Regions from separate parts of the Homo sapiens genome. Here region 2 is linked to region 1. A link is a contact called in ENCODE Hi-C data. All regions are on one chromosome and are shown on one strand. Each heading gives the region's core, a stretch centred on a gene start or an enhancer-like site at or near the end of the contact. The rest is flanking DNA. Distances are from core to core; before and after follow the strand shown.

Region 1 (5,180 bases), core at 329-2,828:
GGAGGCTGCCAAGTCCCTGTCCCTAAAAAAAGGACCACATTTGTTTTCTTCATAAATAGGAACAGTGAATACATCCTGCACACACTATTCTGTCATATGTAATATAATGAGACCTTTTATTGCATAATTAAATTAATCTCGTTCAAAGGTTACAAAAAAACTATTACATACACCCACTGCTTACTGAAAACTGCCAAGAGAAAAGTACTTTTGGAATTTAAGACAACGTTATGTAATGGAAAGTGTATTTTTGTTATCAGAAAAAAAACCCAGTTTGAATGTCAACTCAGCTACTCACCGATGACCTTAGACAAGTTGTTTAATTTGTACAAGCTGCGGTTAGTTCATCTGTAAGAAGCTGAGATAACATTCATTATAGCAGTGGAAAGAGATGGAGCAGGTTAAGGTTAAGTTGCACCTAACAAAGTACTCAACAAGTTAGATCCCGCCTGCCTTCAGTTGTCAGGAGTACATTTTAAGTAAACTGGGCATTACTGATCCTTAAGAAAATGGGTAAGTCAGAAAACTTCCCCAGTCAATTTTTAAAAGTCTTCGGCGATGGTTTTCTCACGTTGAGAGCCATGGTTCGCCCCAACTGTATTTTGGAAAGTAAACTTATTATTCTAATCCCCTTTTCTACAATAGAAAAACCTACAATCTTGTTTAAAGTAAACATCCCCCTCCCCGACGTTCCCCCCAGTCCACCAAAAAAAGACCAAAACTCAAACTTGCCTCGTTGTTAGGGGTTCACAAAAAAGTGATAGGGGCTTTCGGTTTTTAGTCCTTATGTTTCTAATTCGTGCATCGAAGAAACCGAAAGCGGGAGGTTTTGAAAGACACTAGTGCCAAATGGAGACCAAGACTCCGACTTAACTGTAAAGCTGAGAGTTTTCCAAGAAAAGGGAACCCCACATATTTGACCAAGATTCCAAGTTTCAGAAACCACCGCATCAGGTCTACTTGAGCCAGGAAAAAAATCCTGAGTTCGGAACGGGCCACCCAGAGATGGTTAAGCTAAAACTGCCTTCTTTTCTGGTCTCCAAAGTGAAAGCGAATCCTTGGCTATGTGCCTCACCGTCCCGCAGCCCCATGTTAACCCCGCAAAACCGCATCCCCCCGACCCTCCAGCAGCCTCCGACCAAGGAAGCTCCAGGAATCCCGGGTCGGCCTGGCAAATGACTTTGCAAAGCCGCATTTCCAACTCCATTCCCTACTGGACCCTCCAGAAGCACCAATGCCGACGTCAGGATGGGAAAAACTAAATCGACAGAGTACCAGCAACCTCGACTACGCTGAAGACCTCGAGGGCCCCTTCCATACCTGAATGTAGTCAGCGAAAAGCTGTACCCGCGCTCCGCCATCTTTACCCGAAGAGCCAAAGCACAGCCGCACACATGCGCACTGTGGCCGATTTCCTTTCATTTCCCCGCCCCTCACCTTTCCTTTACTCTCTATGATTGGAGGAGAGTCAGAGCTGCTCCAAGAGCATGCGGGGTGTTGTAGTTCTAAGAAGCGAGGCTTGCCCGATTCTGTGCCTGTGCGCATGCTGAAAGCAGGGGCGGGACCGGGGCGGTCTTCCAGCAGGGAAAATGGCGCTGGCCATGCTGGTCTTGGTGGTTTCGCCGTGGTCTGCGGCCCGGGGAGTGCTTCGAAACTACTGGGAGCGACTGCTACGGAAGCTTCCGCAGAGCCGGCCGGGCTTTCCCAGTCCTCCGTGGGGTAGGTAAAGAAGGGCTCCGTGGGAGAGGGGGCTGATGACGGGACCTCGGGCAGCGTAGCAGACGCAGCTTACACAGTTCGCCCTCAGCCCCGGTTCTGATCCGCGGCCTCATGTCGGGGACGTAGTTCGTGACATTCCCATATTAGCGAGAACAGAACGACTGTTTTTGCGCTCCCTCCACCGCAAAAAAAAAAAAAAAAAAATTCCTCTGCTTGTTCCATTCGTACACAGAATGTAACCCAAGCTTGTGTCAAAGATAAATCATAGCCAGCCAGTAAGTAAAGCGCTGAAAACAGATTTTATTCAGTAACTACTGCAGGTAAAGAGCTGAGCTCCATCCCGGTTTGTGCAGAGGTGACTTTGGGCGTTTTAAAGGGAGAATGAGCGAGGCGGGAGTGTAGGGGCTCTGTAGAGTCAGAGAAGTGTAGTATAGTGAAGTCAGTGCAAATGTGATTAGCCGGCTGTGTCTGCTAGCTCGCAGTTGTCTTAGGGAGAATTCTATCCTCCCGCAGAGACTGGGAGACAAAGGCCCTATCCTTCCTAATGATTAGATTTCGAAGGAATGGCTCTCAGGGCCTTGAAAGAAAAGCTTCCGAGTTAGTTGCAAGGGATACGTATTTACAATTATATGCCCTTTCCAGGAAATGCTCTAAGGGAGTTCGGGACCTACTATCGGGGTATGTTGGCCAAAATAAATAGGAAATTTTCCAGGCAGCGTTGAGCTTTCTCAGGCAGGCACTTTAAAGGGGGGGCCGAGGTCATCCTAGGATACAGCCTTATGCTGCTAGAAACTATGCTAGAGTTTGGTCAAGTCTGTGGAGTTCAGGGATTTGTACAGAGTTGTCCTGAGAGGACAGTTCTGCAGGTCTCACTTGGCATCAAGGCTCACCACTCTCTGGATCTGTCTTTCCTTTCCAGCCCTGCCCTCACCTCCCCTCCCGCTTCCCCTCTCCCCCCTCTCCTCTTCCCTTCCCTTCCCTCCCTTCTTTCCTCCCTTCCTCCCTCCCTCCCGCGCAGTACATGTTTTCTGTGGTGTTTGAGCTCTGAGGAGCTGAATTCTGTTTCCCATGTTTCACTTGGAATTAATTTTAATTGGAAGTATCTTGGATGTTGAAACTGTCATGGCTTTGGCATTTACATTCTACTCAATTTCTAAGCAGCCTGAAAGTGATAATATCCAGAAATATACCAAGAAAATATATGCCACTATATGCCAAGCAATGTGCCAAGCTTTCTACATGTACTTCCTGGGATAATCTTGACAACAGTCCCATTAGGTGTATACACTTTCCAACTGAAACAGTAGGCTCACAATGGTCCCAAGTTCACAGACAGTCCTGAGCCTGTGTTGTTAATCACCGGGGCATGCTTGGCAATACTTGTGGACATACTGAAAATAAATGCCAGTTGTTAAGTGTTAGAGAACTTTGTGTATTTTTAAGAGTTCTTAAGATCAAAAGAAGTATGTGGGCTGGGCGCGGTGGCTCACACCTGTAATCTCAGCACTTTGGGAGGCCAAGGTGGGTCCATCACCTAAGGTCAGGAGTTCAAGACCAGCCTGGCCAACATTGTGAAACCCTGTCTCTACTAAAAATACAAAATTAACCAGGCGTGGTGGTGCACACCTGTAATCCCAGCTACTTGGGAGGCTGAGGCAGGAGAATCACTTGAACCAGGGAGGCGGAGGTTGCAGTGAGCCGAGGTCACGCCACTGCACTCTAGCCTGAGTGACAGAGTGAGACTCAGTCTCAAAAAAAAAAAAAAAAAGTATGGCACGTCTAAGAAATAGCAAGGAAAGGGTAAAGGAATGTTGATTTTATAAGCAATTCAGAAAAAGAGAAACTTTGATAGTCACATAAATAAGGCCATACAGAGAAATGGTGAGCTGGCTCTTTTCTTTAGAGAGCAGACAGGAATCAAGATTAAATGTTATGAGGAACTAAGTGACTTAAGAGGTTGTATCATAAAGGACCTGACTCAGTTTGAATATAAGAAAAGGCAATTGGCAGTTACATCAGTGCCGGTCAGAAGTGTATTCAGGAAATCTGTCTAGATTTACTTGTAAATTAATCAGGTACTTACTACCCGCCAAGTATTAATAGAATGTGGACAGTTGAGTGATTCTTTGCTTGTTTTGTTCAAGTTAGGTGCCTATCAGAGTCCTGTATTTTATGAGATAAGAAACTTGATGGAATTTCACTGATCTTCTTTTCAGCAGGATCCGCTAAGAAAAAATTCTGTGTTCCTTAAAATTGTATAAGCTTTAGTGTATTTTAATAGCTAAGGTTTCTCATTATTGAGTTTCACATTCTAAATTTTATATATAGTTTTTGTGTGTGTGTATGTTTGACCATTGATTGTTAAGGAAAATGATATCTGTAAATAGTAATTTAGAAGCTAGAAACTAATTCTGTATCTCTTATGTTTTATTTCCTAGGACCAGCATTAGCAGTACAGGGCCCAGCCATGTTTACAGAGCCAGCAAATGATACCAGTGGAAGTAAAGAGAATTCCAGCCTTTTGGACAGTATCTTTTGGATGGCAGCTCCCAAAAATAGACGCACCATTGAAGTTAACCGGTGTAGGAGAAGAAATCCGCAGAAGCTTATTAAAGTTAAGGTAATGCATTGATTTTTGTGGGTGTGCTTTTCCTCAAGTCCTCCATTGAATAAGCTCATGGTAGATTCCTATAGCCTAGGAATAAATTATTATCAGATTATATGTGTCTACTTTCCTCTGGCCTAAATGAAATACAGTATTCTCATTATATACATAATGAGAAGGCTAGAGCCTGCTGTCCTCTAGCCTGAGTATTAGAAACACAGTCAAGGAAGGAGTGAGTTTGGAGACTGGGCAAGGAACGAGGCTGTGAGGTGCCTACATGACTTCTGAATTGTGAGCTGTGTCAGTCTTGAGCTGTGTGAGTTTTGAACTACAGATGAGTAAACATCCTAACTATGGCAGAGCCTAGAATTAAAGCTAGAAGCAGTAGGTATACTGAATCTTGGGTTTTACAAGCCCTTACATATTTGTTTTATTTTTTTATCATTTCCAACAAAATACCATGAAGGAAAACCCTAAGATAAGTAATATAATAGCTAACAACAATTAAGTGTCTATGATGTATCTCAGTGCCTTATGTTTATTATATCTCATCATGTCTTATAGCCCTCCAAAGCAAATAAGATATTCTTCATTATTAGGATGAAAAAACTGAGGCAAAAAGAATTTGCCTGTGGTCACACAGCTATGAAGCAGTAGATTTTCGAGCTCTGATTTTTGACCTCATGTTCTTTTAAAGATTTTCTTTGTGTTCTCCTATCCTCAGACAATTTCAGATTCTCCTCGCTGACAACATGGATGTACTGTCTTCATTGATCTAGTAAAGAAAAATTACAGTGTGTATTACCTCTGATCTGTTCATGTATGGTTTTAACAGTTAGGATTTCAGTTACTGTTT
Region 2 (4,799 bases), core at 766-3,265, 5.1 Mb after region 1:
AGGCAGCATGCTTGTTAAGTCATCACCACTCCCTACTCTCAAGTACCCAGGGACACAAAACACTGCGGAAGGCCGCAGGGACCTCTGTCTAGGAAAGCCAGGTATTGTCCAAGGTTTCTCCCCATGTGATAGTCTGAAATATGGCCTCACGGGAAGGGAAAGACCTGACCATCCCCCAGCCCGACACCCGTAAAGGGTCTGTGCTGAGGAGGATCAGTAAAAGAGGAAGGCCTCTTTGCAGCTGAGATCAGAGGAAGGCATCTGTCTCCTGCTCGTCCCTGGGCAATGGAATGTCTCGGTGTAAAACCCGATTGAATATCCCATCTCCTGAGATAGGAGAAAACCGCCTTAGGGCTGGAGGTAAGACATGCTGGCAGCAATATTGCTCTTTAAGGCATTGAGATGTTTATGTATATGCACATCAAAAGCACAGCACTTTTTTCTTTACCTTATGATGCAGAGACATTTGTTCACATGTTTTCCTGCTGACCCTCTCTCCACTATTACCCTATTGTCCTGCCACATCCCCCCTCTCCGAGAAACACCCCATAATGATCAATAAATACTAAGGGAACTCAGAGACTGGTGCCGGCGCGGGTCCTCCGTATGCTGAGCGCTGGTCCCCTGGGCCCACTCTTCTTTCTCTATACTTTGTCTCTTTGTCTCTTTCTTTTCTCAAGTCTCTCGTTCCACCTGACGAGAAACGCCCACAGGTGGGGAGGGGCAGGCCACCCCTTCATATGTACACATGACTCAAGCCTCATATATTCTCTTTAGCTTAAGACAGGAGTGCTAGTTTTATTTCTACCTCCTTTATCACCTTGTTGGGTTTTTTTAAGAAACAGGATCTGATGGAATACTATGCAGCCATAAAAAAGAACAAGATCGTGTCCTTTGCAGGGACATGGATGGAGCTGGAGGCCGTTATCCACAGCAAACTAACACAGGAACAGAAAAACAAATACTCTATGTTCTCACTTGTAAGTGGGAGCTAAATAATGAGAACACATGAACACAAAGCGGAGCAACAGACACTGAGATCTACTTGAGGGTGGGGGGTGGGAGGAGGGAGAGGAGCAGAGAAATACCTGTTGGGTATTACTACTTACCGCCTGTATAACAAACCTGCACATATACCTCTGAACCTAAAATAAAAGTTAAAATAAAAAACAAATAAACAACAAAACAAAACAAACCAAAAAAACGGGGTCTGGCCATGCTGCCCAGGCTGGCCTCGAATTCCTGGGCTCCAGTGATCCTCCTGCTTTAGCCTTTTAAGGAGCTGGGATCACAGGAGCAGATACTGCGCCCAGTCCTTTTATCACCTTGTTTTAATTTTACTTGGTTCATAAATTCTTTAATGTAGAAGAAAATGATGAGAAGCAGTTTTTATTACTAAAGGATTCCTGCCTTTGGGATTCACCCATAATTTGTCTAAATAATGAACGTGTTCACCTTTCTGAGATGGAACTTAGCTGCTCAAACTCAACTTTTCAGAGACACCACTTGCAGGTGGTGTGGGCTTCTATGAAAGGACAGCAGCCCTTTGTTTTGAAACTCCAGATATGGAATGTAGAGGCATTTGGGTGACATATAAGGCAGGCTGTTTAACCCAGGGCCCTCCTCCAGATGGGAAGATCATAATTGAAGGCATAAACCTATATAAGGCAAAAGTGGGAGTAGACAGTAAAACCAAAAAACAAAACAAAACAAAACAAAACAAACCCCAAAACAAACAAACAGAAAAACCAAAAAGTGAAGATGGCCAAATGGCGCCTGGAGAGAAAGAACACAAACTACTCGGGCTGTACGTGGACCCAGCAGCGCAGGACTTAAGCGGCAGGTTCCCAGGAAGGCCGGAGGAGGGTGTCCATGTGGGGAGCGTGTGGGTGAAAGCGTGAGGGGGAGTGTGGGGGAAAGGAGCCCAAATCTGCGGCTTAGCTAACAGTCATTTCAAAAAGCAGTTACAACGCCTCCACGCCCCTCCAGCCCCGCCTGGCCCAGCAGAGGGCTCTCTTCTTCCTCCCATCTCTAAGACCACTGCCGGCGCCGCCCCAGAACCGCCCACAAGAGCATGGCCTCTGCACAAAGTGGTGACCCCGCGGCCCTCCTCTCCCCAGCAGCTCATGGTGTGGTGGGCCAGGCTGGCACCTCCTGTGCACTGCAGGAGTCCTCTCAGGGTCAGCTCTCCTGATAGCACACTTGTGACTCCCGACGAAATGGCCCGACCAGATGATTCCCGCTGCAAACTCACGACGGATGAGCCCCACCGTGCGCGCAAAGCTTCCTGCCGGCTTTGCACCGCCTAGCAATTCATGTGACAAGCATCACAGACATGGGAGAAAAGTGTTGTACAGGAAACAGAGAGACGCTACCCGCAAGGGGGAAAAGTGGGGCTAGGAAATCCAGACCCGGAAGCGAGCAGAAGAAAATGAGACAAGCCTACAGTTAATATATTCAGAAGCATAAGAGAAGGTACTGCCTTCATAAAAGAAAAAAATATAGGCTCTAAAAAAGGGAATATGTATAGAAACAAGAAGTCTCAGAAAGTATAATCATGACAGCAGGAATGAAAATTTCCGTAGAGGGGTTAAAATGTGAATTGATATGATCTTCCAGAAGGTGGAACAAAAAGCAGAAAAGGGAAAGAAGAAACACTTTTTAAAAATAATAAATTAGACAGTAAGTTGAATCCTCAGGATGCATGAGTGAAATCCCACGACAACAGTTGTGCATCAGGCCTACCTAACAAGGCTGGAGCAAAATGCTGAGGGCGCCAGAGGGATATCTTGGGAAAAAAAAAAGAAAATAAATGAAAAGAAAGTGAAGGAAGGAATAAAGAAAGGAAGAAATTTATAAGTTATCTGATGTGAATCAACATAATGGGGGAATATTTGTACTTCTGAAGAAGAATTTGGGAAAGTTTTAGTAATAGGAATGCAGAAAACTAAGCAAATTAAAGAAAAATAGGCTGGGCACCAGTGGCTCACGTCTGTAATCCCAGCACTGTGGGAGGCCAAGGCGGGAGGATCCTGAGCCCTGGAGTTTGAGACCAGCCTGGGCAACATAATAAGACCCTTATCTCTACTAAAAAATTTAAAAAACAATCCCACGAGTTTGAAGTTGCAGTGAGCTGTGATTGTTCTCCAACCTGGGCAACAGAGCTGAGACCCTGTCTCAAGAAAAAAAAAATGTAAAGCAATTATTACACTCAGAAACATTTAAAAAAATGGAAGAAAGTAGTATTTAAGTACACTAAATAGCTCAACTGAGAGCTGTTTTGTTCACATAGTCACTGTGAAAACATTGAGTATTGCTTGAACAAAAAGATAATACAGTCTTCTAGCAGTGCCTCAAATGTTAAACCTACATTTACCATGCTATCTAGGAATTCCAGTCTTAGGTATACACCCAAGGAAAACAAAAACTCATGTCCACACAAAAACTTGTACATGAATGTTTGTTGAAGCATTATACATAATGACCAAAAAAATGAAAATAATTCAAATGTCCATCAACTGATGAATAGATAAATAAAATGTCATATATCCATACAATGAAATGTTATTCAGCAATAAAAAATAAATGAAATATTGAGACATACTACATCATAAATGAACCTTGAAAACAGTATGCAAAGTTAAAGAAGCCATTCACAAAAGATCACACATTATAAATGATTCAATTTATATGAAATGTATAGAATAGGTAAATTTATTGAGACAAAGTAGACCAGTGGTTGCCAGGGGCTGGAGGAGTACACTAGGGGAATAGGAGGTGACGGCTAAGGGGTATGGGGTTTCTTTTTAGGGTAAGAAAAATGTTCTAAAATTGATTATGGTGATGGATACACAACTCTGTGAATACACTAAAAGCCACTGAAGGGTGTACTTTAAATGGGTGAATTAATTGTTATGGGAATTACATCTCCAGAAACCTGTTTTGTTTTTTAAATTAAGACATAAATATTTTGGGAAGATGGAAGTGCCATGGAAAAGAGTTAATCTTCATTTTCAATGAGAGGATGTCATAATCAAAACTGAAAAATCAGGAAATAATGGCAAAAGCCAACATGGAGGCAAGTACCCAAATAAACATCTAAAATTGTTGCAAGTAGAAGCTTTGGGATAATGAGAATTGGAGATGTGGAGAAGTGGGACAAGGAATTACTGTTTCTTTACAAACTTTATGGAAATATTTGATTTTTACTTATACATGTATAACTTTGATAAAAGTAAAAATAATAATATAAATCATTTGGTCCAACTCTCTCTCTTTGTAGGTGAGAAAGCAGAAGTCCAGGAAATAAGTGACACAACTAGTTATCTGTCCTAGTTCAGAGGACAGCCCCTAATTCCTAGCCAACCACCTTCTATCAGGCCAATCTGAATGACAAATTTAGATAGCTTCTTACATAGACAGAAAATTCCTTGGGTGCACTGGAGATGTTTCCTGACGGAGACACCTTCTCTGAGATGTGCTCCATGGTAACAGCAGTTGGTATGATCTTTGTAGCAAGCTTGATTAGGGTATGACCCTGGGAACCTGGAAAAGCCCAGCACTTTCCAGGGTAGACATCCGGCTGGAAAGAAAACACTGAATTAATCTCTTAACTAGTTATGTGAATCCATTCCCACAATACTGGTCAGCTAATCACTATTGACTGCAGATCTCTCTTATGCCTATCAAATAGGAAAACTCCCAAGGCACCTCTAGTGTGGTTGTTCTTCCAGAGCACTGTATGCTTATATCAATCAGAGCCCTTTATCATATGAGCATGTTTTCTTTCATTGCTCTAA

The links. Hi-C counts contacts between places; a loop is a spot of excess contacts on that map. Pooled maps may share reads with other maps.
Region 2: a pooled map shows a loop between it and region 1 (4-fold over the local background). The contact joins the enhancer-like site here to the promoter of MRPL32 in region 1. A Hi-C loop is called at or near these places in 4 of 50 pooled maps.

What each region holds. Positions count from the first base shown.
Region 1 is chr7:42,930,798-42,935,977 of GRCh38, forward strand. It overlaps MRPL32 (mitochondrial ribosomal protein L32), which reads left to right and starts at 1,579. Exons shown (of 3, transcript NM_031903.3): 1 at 1,579-1,719; 2 at 4,158-4,339. The coding sequence starts at 1,590. PSMA2 (proteasome 20S subunit alpha 2) reads right to left here and starts at 1,377. Exons shown (of 8, transcript NM_002787.5): 1 at 1,321-1,377. The coding sequence starts at 1,361. RefSeq lists an enhancer at 1,528-1,757.
Region 2 is chr7:47,989,901-47,994,699 of GRCh38, forward strand. It overlaps SUN3 (Sad1 and UNC84 domain containing 3), which reads right to left. Exons shown (of 10, transcript NM_001030019.2): 8 at 4,415-4,582. Among named protein-coding and RNA genes, the nearest start is that of HUS1, 13 kb to the left of the region's middle. RefSeq lists enhancers at 1-18, 19-859, 2,045-2,274. Within about 2 kb of position 2,016, at least 25 of the 41 ENCODE cell types and tissues checked have a DNase peak (open chromatin) inside an H3K27ac peak, as active enhancers do.